Linked DNA regions of Mus musculus: region 2 is linked to region 1. Evidence: chromatin contacts called from ENCODE Hi-C data. All regions are on one chromosome and are shown on one strand. The core of a region is the stretch at or near the end of the contact, and the rest is flanking DNA. Distances in the headings are between cores, read along the strand shown. Region 1 overlaps Plcg1 (phospholipase C, gamma 1). Region 2 holds the start of Taf4 (TATA-box binding protein associated factor 4).

Evidence for each region. A loop is a pair of places that touch in the nucleus more often than their neighbours do.
Region 2: a loop to region 1 is called in a map of T-helper 17 cell, with 6 times the contacts of the local background. The contact joins the promoter of Taf4 here to the enhancer-like site in region 1. A Hi-C loop is called at or near these places in 2 of 37 maps with a recorded cell type or tissue (T-helper 17 cell and regulatory T cell).

Annotation. Positions count from the first base shown.
Region 1 is chr2:160,738,233-160,743,047 of GRCm38, reverse strand. All of the region lies in intron 2 of Plcg1 (phospholipase C, gamma 1), which reads right to left. Among named protein-coding and RNA genes, the nearest start is that of Plcg1, 9.3 kb to the right of the region's middle. Within about 2 kb of position 3,192, at least 1 of the 3 ENCODE cell types and tissues checked has a DNase peak (open chromatin) inside an H3K27ac peak, as active enhancers do.
Region 2 is chr2:179,973,885-179,978,383 of GRCm38, reverse strand. Taf4 (TATA-box binding protein associated factor 4) reads left to right here and starts at 1,738. Exons shown (of 15, transcript NM_001081092.1): 1 at 1,738-2,971. The coding sequence starts at 1,738. It overlaps 4921531C22Rik (RIKEN cDNA 4921531C22 gene), which reads right to left and starts at 1,531. Exons shown (of 2, transcript NR_033782.1): 1 at 1,192-1,531; 2 at 1-935.

The sequences.
Region 1 (4,815 bases), core at 1,943-4,442:
TTCTTCTGTAGAATAGGTTCTTACACCTCAAACAGGGCTCAACTCACTGAGTAAACAGAAGACACAGTGCTGACACAGGGACAAGCTAAATAGCAGCCAGCCAGTCCGCAGCCTGAGAAAGGGGGAAGAGGACTCTTCTGGTGCTTGGTTCCTGAAAGCAGACTCTTCCCAGACATCAGGCAAATGCCTGTCATCATCTCTCTTGCCCATCACAATGAGACAACCACGCTGTGCACCCACTGCAGATGGATGTTGTTGGTAAGTATTCTATAAACCAGTCAGAGTTCACCAGCAGGAACATCAGAGAAAGAGAATAAAAAGAATGGGACACTAAACCTTTTTAGAGGTCTTTAGTACACAAGCCGGAGAGCCAAGTCACAAAACCCCAAAACTTAATTTAGACCCATGGTTCTGGGCCAGAACTCCTGTCCTAGCATTCCCACCTCCAACAAAGCCACTTTCCAAACAGCCCCACAGATGAATATCCCCCACAGGGTCACATGGCAGAGAAGGTAGTGCCAAGACATACTCTCCTTCCTGTGCCTGTGCAGCAAGCAGCTGCTGCCACACCAGCAACTGTAGAGGAAAGCAACAGTGACCCCTCCTCAGAACCCTAGTCAAACCAGTCTACACTCACTCACAAGACACTGCCTCCACCCTGACCAAGGAGAGCAGCTCAGCCTAACCCTGCATTCAGCTTCTTTCCTACCCTGGTAAACAGGAAACACCGTTCAGACAGCTGCTTAGAGGTCCACAGTCCCCTAGTACACAGGACTTGCAGTGCTCTGTACAAATTGCTTCAGTGCACAATCCTCACCAATACACAAGGCCACCTAGAGACCAGATTCTAGATGACTTTCCTGTTTAGGCAAATGAGGGATGGGACCCAATGGGTCTGTCTCATCAAATGGTGATTCATGGCAGATGGTGGTTCTGGAGAGTTCTCATGGCAGTACCAACACTGATAATGGGTACATAGAGAAAAAGAAAGGAGGTCACAGAAGGCTTCACGCTGCCCAGGCAGGCAGCTCTCTTTCTTAAAACATAGTTTATTTCAGTGGTAACAGCATATATAAGTCCCAAAGGAAGGAGGAAGGAAGGAAGGAAAAGACGGCCCCACAGGGAGCACAGAGTCAGAAGAGCCCTCAGTCACCTAAGGCTCATGTACTCGGTCCATGACTTTTGTTAGTTACCAGACAACTGTCTGCTCTACCCTAGGCCCTAAGATGGGTCCTGGGGAAACAGATCAATGGGCACTGAGTTCCTGCCCTTCAGAAAATCCCAGCCTGATGGAGGAAACAGATGGGGAAGCAGATAACTCTGAGGTCATGCAAAGAATGGAGCAGCAGGGAGACATCTGTGGTGCTCTGTGTGCACAACCTCCCTTCTATTTGGTGTTCTGCTCTTGACTTTTTCCACACAACCTTACCCAGCCTTTCCTGCTTCTTTGTGTGCTAAAGGCCGACCCAATTAAACATGGGCCATGATCCTCTGTCCCTGTGCTCTGCTTTCTCCTCAATGATACTCATGTCCACAGCTTTAATTCCTTCTGGTATATAGACAATTCACAAAACATCTCTACCCTCAAGTGTCTGGCATTACACTTCAACTGCTTACTTCCTATTTCTATCTGTCCATCTAAGAAACGCACACGCACACACACCACACACTTCAAAGCAAATATCTTCTCTTACCCAAAACCCTAGGCTTCTGGCCATGCTCCTCTGGGTATACCAACAATATGAACTGAAAACTTCACAACCACCCATCAATATTCTCTTTTCTCGGGCCTAGCAAAATGGTTCATCAGGAGAAGGCACCGGCTGCCAAGCCTGAACGACGTGAGTTCAATCCCCGGGACCCACGTGGTAGAAGGAGAGAACCAACCCCCCAAGTTGTCTACTGACCTCAAAACATACTCGTTCTGAAGTTTTTTTGATTTCTGTTTCTCGTTAGTCCAACCCTGCCAGCCCAGCTGACTGTTATTCATAATGAGCAGCTGTAAGAAGGACACAAACGAGGAGCGAGAGCTCAGCCATGGAGGAAGGACTGGGTTTGCCCGGTGCTAACAGGCTGTGTTAAACAGCCTGCAGACAGTTCTCAGAAACTACAAAGCACAGAGGATGAGGTCGATGCCTCGGCAGGTGGGGAGGGCAGCAGCAGGAGTGGCATCTGGTGTCCTGTCACTCATCTCTGGCATGTTTGCTACGCATTATTACATCAAGCTCTTAATTAAACCGAGTTGTTTCATTCTTACAACCAATACTGTAAAACAAGTCTTAGGGTTCCCATTCCCCAAGCAAGGACCCTGAGCAGAGAGTGGTTAATGATCCTACCCAAGGTGACAGTTGGCAAGTGGCAGAGCCCCTGGCTTGTGCTCTCTGTGGGAAGCAGCCAAGTCGGAGCAACACAAGGAGAATGGCAGGACTCCAGGCTGCTTTTTTATATGTGTGTGTGTGTATGTACATATACATACATATATATATTTAAATTTTATTATTATTATTTGTGTGTGCGTGTATGTAATGTGTAAGGGTGCACACATCCCATAACACTTGGGAAGGCCAGAGGACAACTATGGGTTCCAATGATCAAAGGTTGTCAGGCTTGCACGGCAAGTATGTTTACCCACTGAATGAGCTATCTCTCAGTTCTATGTGTGTTCTAGGGTGATTTGGCTGTTTTTTTGTAAATTCCTTGAGGACACGAACCATGTCTATCATCTTCACTACTCCATACCTAGCAGAAACTTAACAAGTGTACAAGGAAAAAAAAAACTATAATGAGAGTCTTTTCTCGGCTAACCAACCTGCTCCTGCCAGCAGACAAGTGAGCCCTCACATCCTCAGCTGACTACTGCCTCTCTGCTGCCCCTCCCACAGGGCAGAGGACAAGCCATGGTCAGAAGGAGAAGGGAAAATCTGGGCTCTCCCTTCCACAAAGCAAACAAAGCAGCTTCAGGCTGAAGAAGAGATAGGAGAGAGGGAGTGGGGCTGGGGAGTTTCCCTTGCCAAAATACTCAGCATATTCTCTTACCACTTGCTTGTACAACAGAAGGTCACAGAGGTTAATTCCCAAGGACAAAGGGAGTCATCAAGTTGGAGACTTGGTGACCACAGACTTATTTCTTTATACCCCAGGAGGCTCTCCTGCTTTGGAGCTTCATGGCCCAGCCCCTCCATAGCACCTGTCACAATCCCTCAGGCCTGCCAGCCAAAGCCACTCCCCTTTTGCTTCCTAGAAAAGCAAAGCCCCAGAGAAAGGTCTAGTCTCTGTCTTCACCTACCTTGTGAGCCCACCCACAGTTCTGGTAAGCACTCACAATTGCCCACCAACATCCATCCATGCTAGGATGAACACCATGTTTCTAGTGCAGGCCAGTTCTCAGAGCAGAAAGCAGGACAACCTCTCAGAAGCAGTCTGGAACCAAGTACCCTCATGTCACTGCTGGACTCAAGAGGCCTGCCACAAAACTGATAAAGTGCCACTGTTACCTTCTGAACCTTCCTGGTAGCTATGCTAAGTGGTCCCAAGAACACAAGCACATTACACTCTTTTACTGTTGTGGATGAGAAAGTGACTGGGGTGGGAAGAGAAAAGCTGCTCCCAGAATGTAAGGCATCAGGTGAGACCATTACGTGGTCTGCAGAGCCTTAGAGAAGGACCATCACTACCTGCACCAACCCCCTAACTTGTCCAAGAAGGGAACTCTATACCCGTGCTGACCTACCACCACCTGAGGCTGAGAAACCTGTGGGCTAACAGATAACAGAGGCTTTCCTCTGCTCTTTCTCAGGCTAACCACTCTATGAACTTAGGCCTGAGGCTGGAATCGCCCCAACATACACTCACATCTACCTGCACAGCCAGAAACTATATTGTCCAGGCCTTACTCTTACCACAGCTATGGCCAAGCCAAGGACTCTCTAACACTCAGGTACACATGTCCCCAAGAATCACTGTATAAGACTTTTAATTCACCCACATCTCCAGGAAGTCAACCCGAAATGAATATCCCACTTGAGCTGAAGGAAGATTAGATCCACAAACAAGTAGTGTATGAGTTCTCTCACTGGTTGGACCAGTGCACTCTTCAGTGTCTGTGTTCTGCTTTACTCCAGTGCTGATGTGTCTGCCAATCAATAGGGGAAGAGCCTATACAGTAAAGGATAGGCTGCCCTGCCAGAGAAAGATCTGGGCCCTTGGGCTCAGCCCTCAGCACTTTAAGTCAGTGCTGTCTCCTGTGAGTCCTGGTTTCCCATCTGCTCTAGATTTCAAACTCCCCAGGATTAAGGACTGGGCCATCTCTTTTTCTTGCTTACCTAACTCCTCTCTGCCAGACCTGGGCTCAATAGAGGAGATGCTAGTCTTCTGCTGGAGAAAGCCTCGCCCATTTACTCCTGAATTTTGCTGAAGCAAGGGCCTCTGGCCAACACGGGAAGGGCAGGAGCCGGAAGGAAGCAGCAGAGCCTATACACAAAGCCTCTATGCGGCTATAAAAAGGAGCCCCTCCCTGCTTCCCCCAGGATGGGTCTGGTTCCTGGGAGGTGAGAGTAAAGTGCGCTACTTGTGCCAGGCACAAAGCCACTACAGCCTCTCAAAGGTAGCCCAGCACTACCTCAGACCTCTTCTTGAAAGGAGAACATGAGAGCACCAAGGGCTGAGCCAGGAATGCAGGTAGAGACTCCTGAGATCAACCCCATGGTGCCCACCAACTCGCCCCGCAGCTCTCCAGCCCTCAGCTCCTGGCCCAGTACTTCTTGCTCTCAAGGGGCCAAAAACAGATTCTCTGGAAGCCTCTAGGAGCCTGGGCTT
Region 2 (4,499 bases), core at 489-2,988, about 19 Mb before region 1:
TGGCTTCGGGGTACAGGCTACTGTACACCTAACTGGTGGGTCCCATTAACCGGCATCAAGAGGATTAGCAAGAACCTTCTGATCCTTTGGTCCACTTTAAAATCTTCAAACCATTATCAAGAGTAAAGAATTCTGTGACTTGTGGCTGGGGGCTGTGACTAAGTAGTGTCCCACTCACTCAGGATGATGCTCTTGGCCCTGAACGTGTTCTCCTGTGTCAAAAGAAGACTCGTGGGTTTTATTTACAACTGTGAATTTCTGTTCCTTCTAGTGTGTGTCAAGCCTATACTGGCTTCTAGCACCCAACCTGCTTCCTCATTGTCTCTTTCTTTTTACTGGCTTTCCAAATCTGGAGGCTGATGTTCAAGAACAAAATTTCTGTTATTTAAGGATTCCCAAGCACACTTTGCAAGTGAGGGCACTGTGGGGTTTGTTTGTTTGTTTTGTTTTTTGGCTTCAAGGCGCACAGTTCCTTAGGTAGACTATTGCTTAGAGGACAGCTGGGGTAGGGTGGGGTTTGTATAGTAGTTATATAACTCATTTAGTTTAAAAGGCTGGGACAGGATCAGCACACAGGCTGAGAGTTTATACTCTGCTTTTGAGAGAATAGTTCTCACCTCACCTTTTTGATACAGGGCCCCACAAGACCCCCAGGCTGGCCTCCAACTAAATGCATAACAAAGGTTGAACTCCTTTTCCTCCTGCCTTCATCTTCCGAGTGCATGGAGGGTGTGTGTGGGTAGTAAAAGCTGGTGGGAAGAGTCTCTTTCAAGGCACGAAAGGAAAAAAAAAAAATTACAGTGTCAAATTCCTCATTCCCCAGTGCTGGATCTGTGCAGACCGTGGCAAGTCTCTTCAGAGGTGACGATGATTCTAGGAAGGTCAGTTGCGTTGAGGTCCCCAACAAGCTTTGCCATCTGGAATTTGTTTTCGGCCTTTTCAAAAAAAAAAAAAAAAAAAAGGAAAGACGAAATCCATAGCGATGTCCAATAAGACGGCCTTTTGGTTAAGAAAACACCCAGAAAGAAAGGGGAGAAATGGTAACGAAAATGTTCCTACAAAGTGCCAGCAAGCATCAGTTTAGAGGATTTACAACCAACCCCCCCCTCCCCCACGAGAAAAGTAAATAAAGAACAAATCAGCTTCCGGATGTCCAGCTTCGTCCGGGGTGTGCACGGCCCTCGTACTAACCGCTGTAAGTCAGGGGAGCTGACCCGTCGTGTCCGCGGCGTCCTCTGCGCACCTCTCCGCCCCGAAAGCGCCTTCGTGCCAGGACTCCTGCTCCTCTCTGACCGCCGGGGCCCCGGGAGCGCCCGCGCAGCTGTCACCGCCCGCCCTGGCCGCAGCCATTTTGGAAGGGTGCAGACAAAGGGCGAACCCCGCAGCCGGCTGCCGCGACCCACCCGGCGCCTAGAGCCGCCGCTCTCCCGGCCCCGCTGCCATTCCCACCAGCGCTCCAACAGCCGACCAGCACCCAGCGCCTAGCCTGCTCCCCGGCCTCTGGCGCTCGCAGCCATTGGCCGCGTCTTTTAAGAGCCCGCCGCAGCCAATCGGAGGCCACAGGGGCGCGGGCGTGGGCGGTGCGTGTCGGCGCGCCTGCGCAGTGGGCCGCCCCTCCCCCCTCCCTGCGCGCCGCGCCCCCGCCCGCCCCGCGCACCGCCCCCCGCCCCGCTGGAACCTCCTCCTGCCCAGGCGCGCTCGGCCGAGCGGCGGCGGCGGCGGCGGCGAGGAGGAAAGATGGCGGCGGGCTCGGATCTGCTGGACGAGGTCTTCTTCAACAGCGAGGTGGACGAGAAAGTGGTGAGCGATCTGGTGGGCTCGCTCGAGTCGCAGCTGGCGGCCAGCGCGGCCCACCACCACCACCTCGCGCCGCGCACGCCCGAGCTGCGGGCCGCGGCCGCCGGCGCGCTCGGGAACCATGTTGTGAGCGGCAGCCCGGCCGGAGCCGCGGGCGCAGGGCCGGCCGCCTCCGCCGAGGGCGCGCCCGCAGCGGCGCCGGAGCCGCCCCCCGCAGGTAGAGCGCGGCCGGCGGGTGGGGGCCCGCGGCGCCCGGGCTCCAGCTCACCGCGCCGCTTGCTTGTCCCCGCAGGGCCCGCGCCGGCGCCCGCCAAGCTGAGGCCGCTGCCCGAGGCCAGCGCGGGGCCCTGCCCCGCCGCCGCTGCCGCTGCCGCCGCCACCGCCGCCGCCGTCGCGGGGCCGGATCCCGCCGCCGCCGCCCCACCCGCCGGCCCCGGCGCCTCCAAGCCCGGCCCGCCTGGCCCGCCCGGCCCCGGCGCCGCGCAAACTTTGAATGGGAGCGCCGCGCCGCCCACCGCGCCGCACGCCGCACCTGCTGTCAGCCCGGTCAACAACGGGCCCGCGCCGCCGCCCGCCGCCGGCTCTGTCATCCAGGCGGCCCCCGCGCCCGCCGCGCCCTCGCCGCCCGCCGCGCCCGCGCCCGCCGCGCCCCCGCCGCCCGCGCCCCCAGCGCCTGTCGCGCCAGCCCGGCCGCCCGGGCACCCCGCCGCGCCCGCGCCCCCCGTGTCACCCGCTGCCGCTGCCGCCGCCGCCGCCGCTGCCGCCGCCGCGCAGAACGGGGCCGCTCCTGCCCCCGCCGCGGCCTCCGGGGGCGCCGCGGGGTTGGGCCAGCCGGGCGCGGGCGCGCAGGGGGCCAAGGCCGAGGCGCCCAAGCCCGGACCGGGGCCCGGGCCGGGGCCGGCGGCGGCGGCGGCGGCGGCGGGGGTCGCGGGCGGGGGCGCGGCGGGCAGTGTGCTGCTCGGGCCCGCCATGCCGGGCGCGCTGCCGGGGCCTGCGCCCGGGACCCCCGCGGGGCTGGCGAAGGGTGCGGCCGCGGCGACCCCCAGCCTGCCTCGGACGCCGGCGGCCACCACCGGCGCTATCCGGGCCACGCTGACGCCCACCGTGCTGGCCCCGCGCCTGCCGCAGCCGCCGCAGAACCCGACCAACATCCAGAACTTCCAGCTGCCCCCAGGTGAGTGGCAGCGCGCGGCGGGAGGCCGAGGGCGGGTGCACCAGGCTGCCCTGGCGTTCCAGGAAGTTCTGGGCTGCATTCTGGGACCGTGCCCTAGTCGGGTGGCCCGAGAGGCCGAGGGGCGGCCCCTGCCCAGGTGACCTGCCAGTTTTGAGGGCGTCCCAGTCCTGGAGCTCCCAGATCCCTCGGGGAACTCTGCTGTCCCATTCGGATGCTCTGGGCTACCACCGTATAGCCGAGGGGCCCTTCTCTCTCCTTCCTCAGGTGAGGTCAAGAGAGGGCGAACCGACTACTCACGGGCATGCTAATGAAGTCTGTGGAAGGCGGCATGGGCTTTCCTGTTGCCAGGGAAGCCGGTTGGGGACTCCATGCTGGGAGCAGGCGTTTAGTGGTCATCAGTGCCTGAAAGTGGACCCTGGGTGTTTTTTGTTGTTGCCATCCCTGGAGGTCAGTAGGACACTTAGTGCGTAGGGGTCTGCGGATGCAGGAGATCATGGTGATGTGGATTCTGGGACACAGGAGCTGTCTCGGCTCTTGCAGATTCCACACATGTTCTGACTCTGTTGTCCTCGAATTCCTAAGGGTCCCTTGGGTTTGTCGAGTGGCTCCTTTCCTCGCTTGTAGCCTGCTTTTGTTTGAGAGTCCTCTGCAGGAGTGTTCCCACAGAACCCTGGGCCGGAGCAAGCCCTGTGCGCTCCTCCGGTATTACACGGTGACATGTGCAAGCAGTAGTAGCAGCGCCGCCCGCCCGCCCGCCCGCCGCGGTGGCAGTAGTAGAGAATTAGAAAACATGCTGCTACTGTGTCCTCTCCTGTTTTCTTAAAAGTGGTTTGGGTCACGTTGAAAGACCTACAGCATCTTTAGAATTGGGTTTTGCTGTGGAAGTCAATGAGGATTGGGAAGGCTCATCAAAGGTCCAGAGATACCTGCCCTATCTATGGGGATATAGGACCCAGAAGTGTTTGAGAGGTTGCAGGGGCTGCCATGCTCTGAGGAGGCGCTGGGTGTGACATAAGGCCTAGGAACTGCAGATGTCTCTTGCCACACATCTGGGGTTTGCTGAGAAGTGAGCAGGGTGTGTGTGTGTGTGTGGGGTGGCTGTGTGTGTGTGTGTTTTGTGTGTGAAATTGAAATGCCTTGTTCATTATCTTCATTCTGACCTCTGGGTGGAAAGTATGGCTGATATTTATAGTTTAAGATGCATTTTGTGCTTGTAGTCTGCTGTTCGAAATGCCACAGTACTTTAACACGGACTTCCCCAATGCAAGTATGTGCCCACATTGTCCTTTTATCAGGAAAGCTGGCTTAGTCAGGTGCCCATGGCATCCTTCCATAGCAATCCTGGCTTACCCTGGCTCCTTTGCTTTTGAGTGCTGCACAAGTGAAGTCCGTCTCCCTGGGAGAAGGACGATGTCATTTGAAAAGGGCATTGGCTGCTGTCTGCACCACTGCTGCCTCCTTTTCCAGGTCAGGTTCAGAGTTGGCGTGTAGAGCAGAAGATAACTCCTTGGGGGAAATGTAAACATGT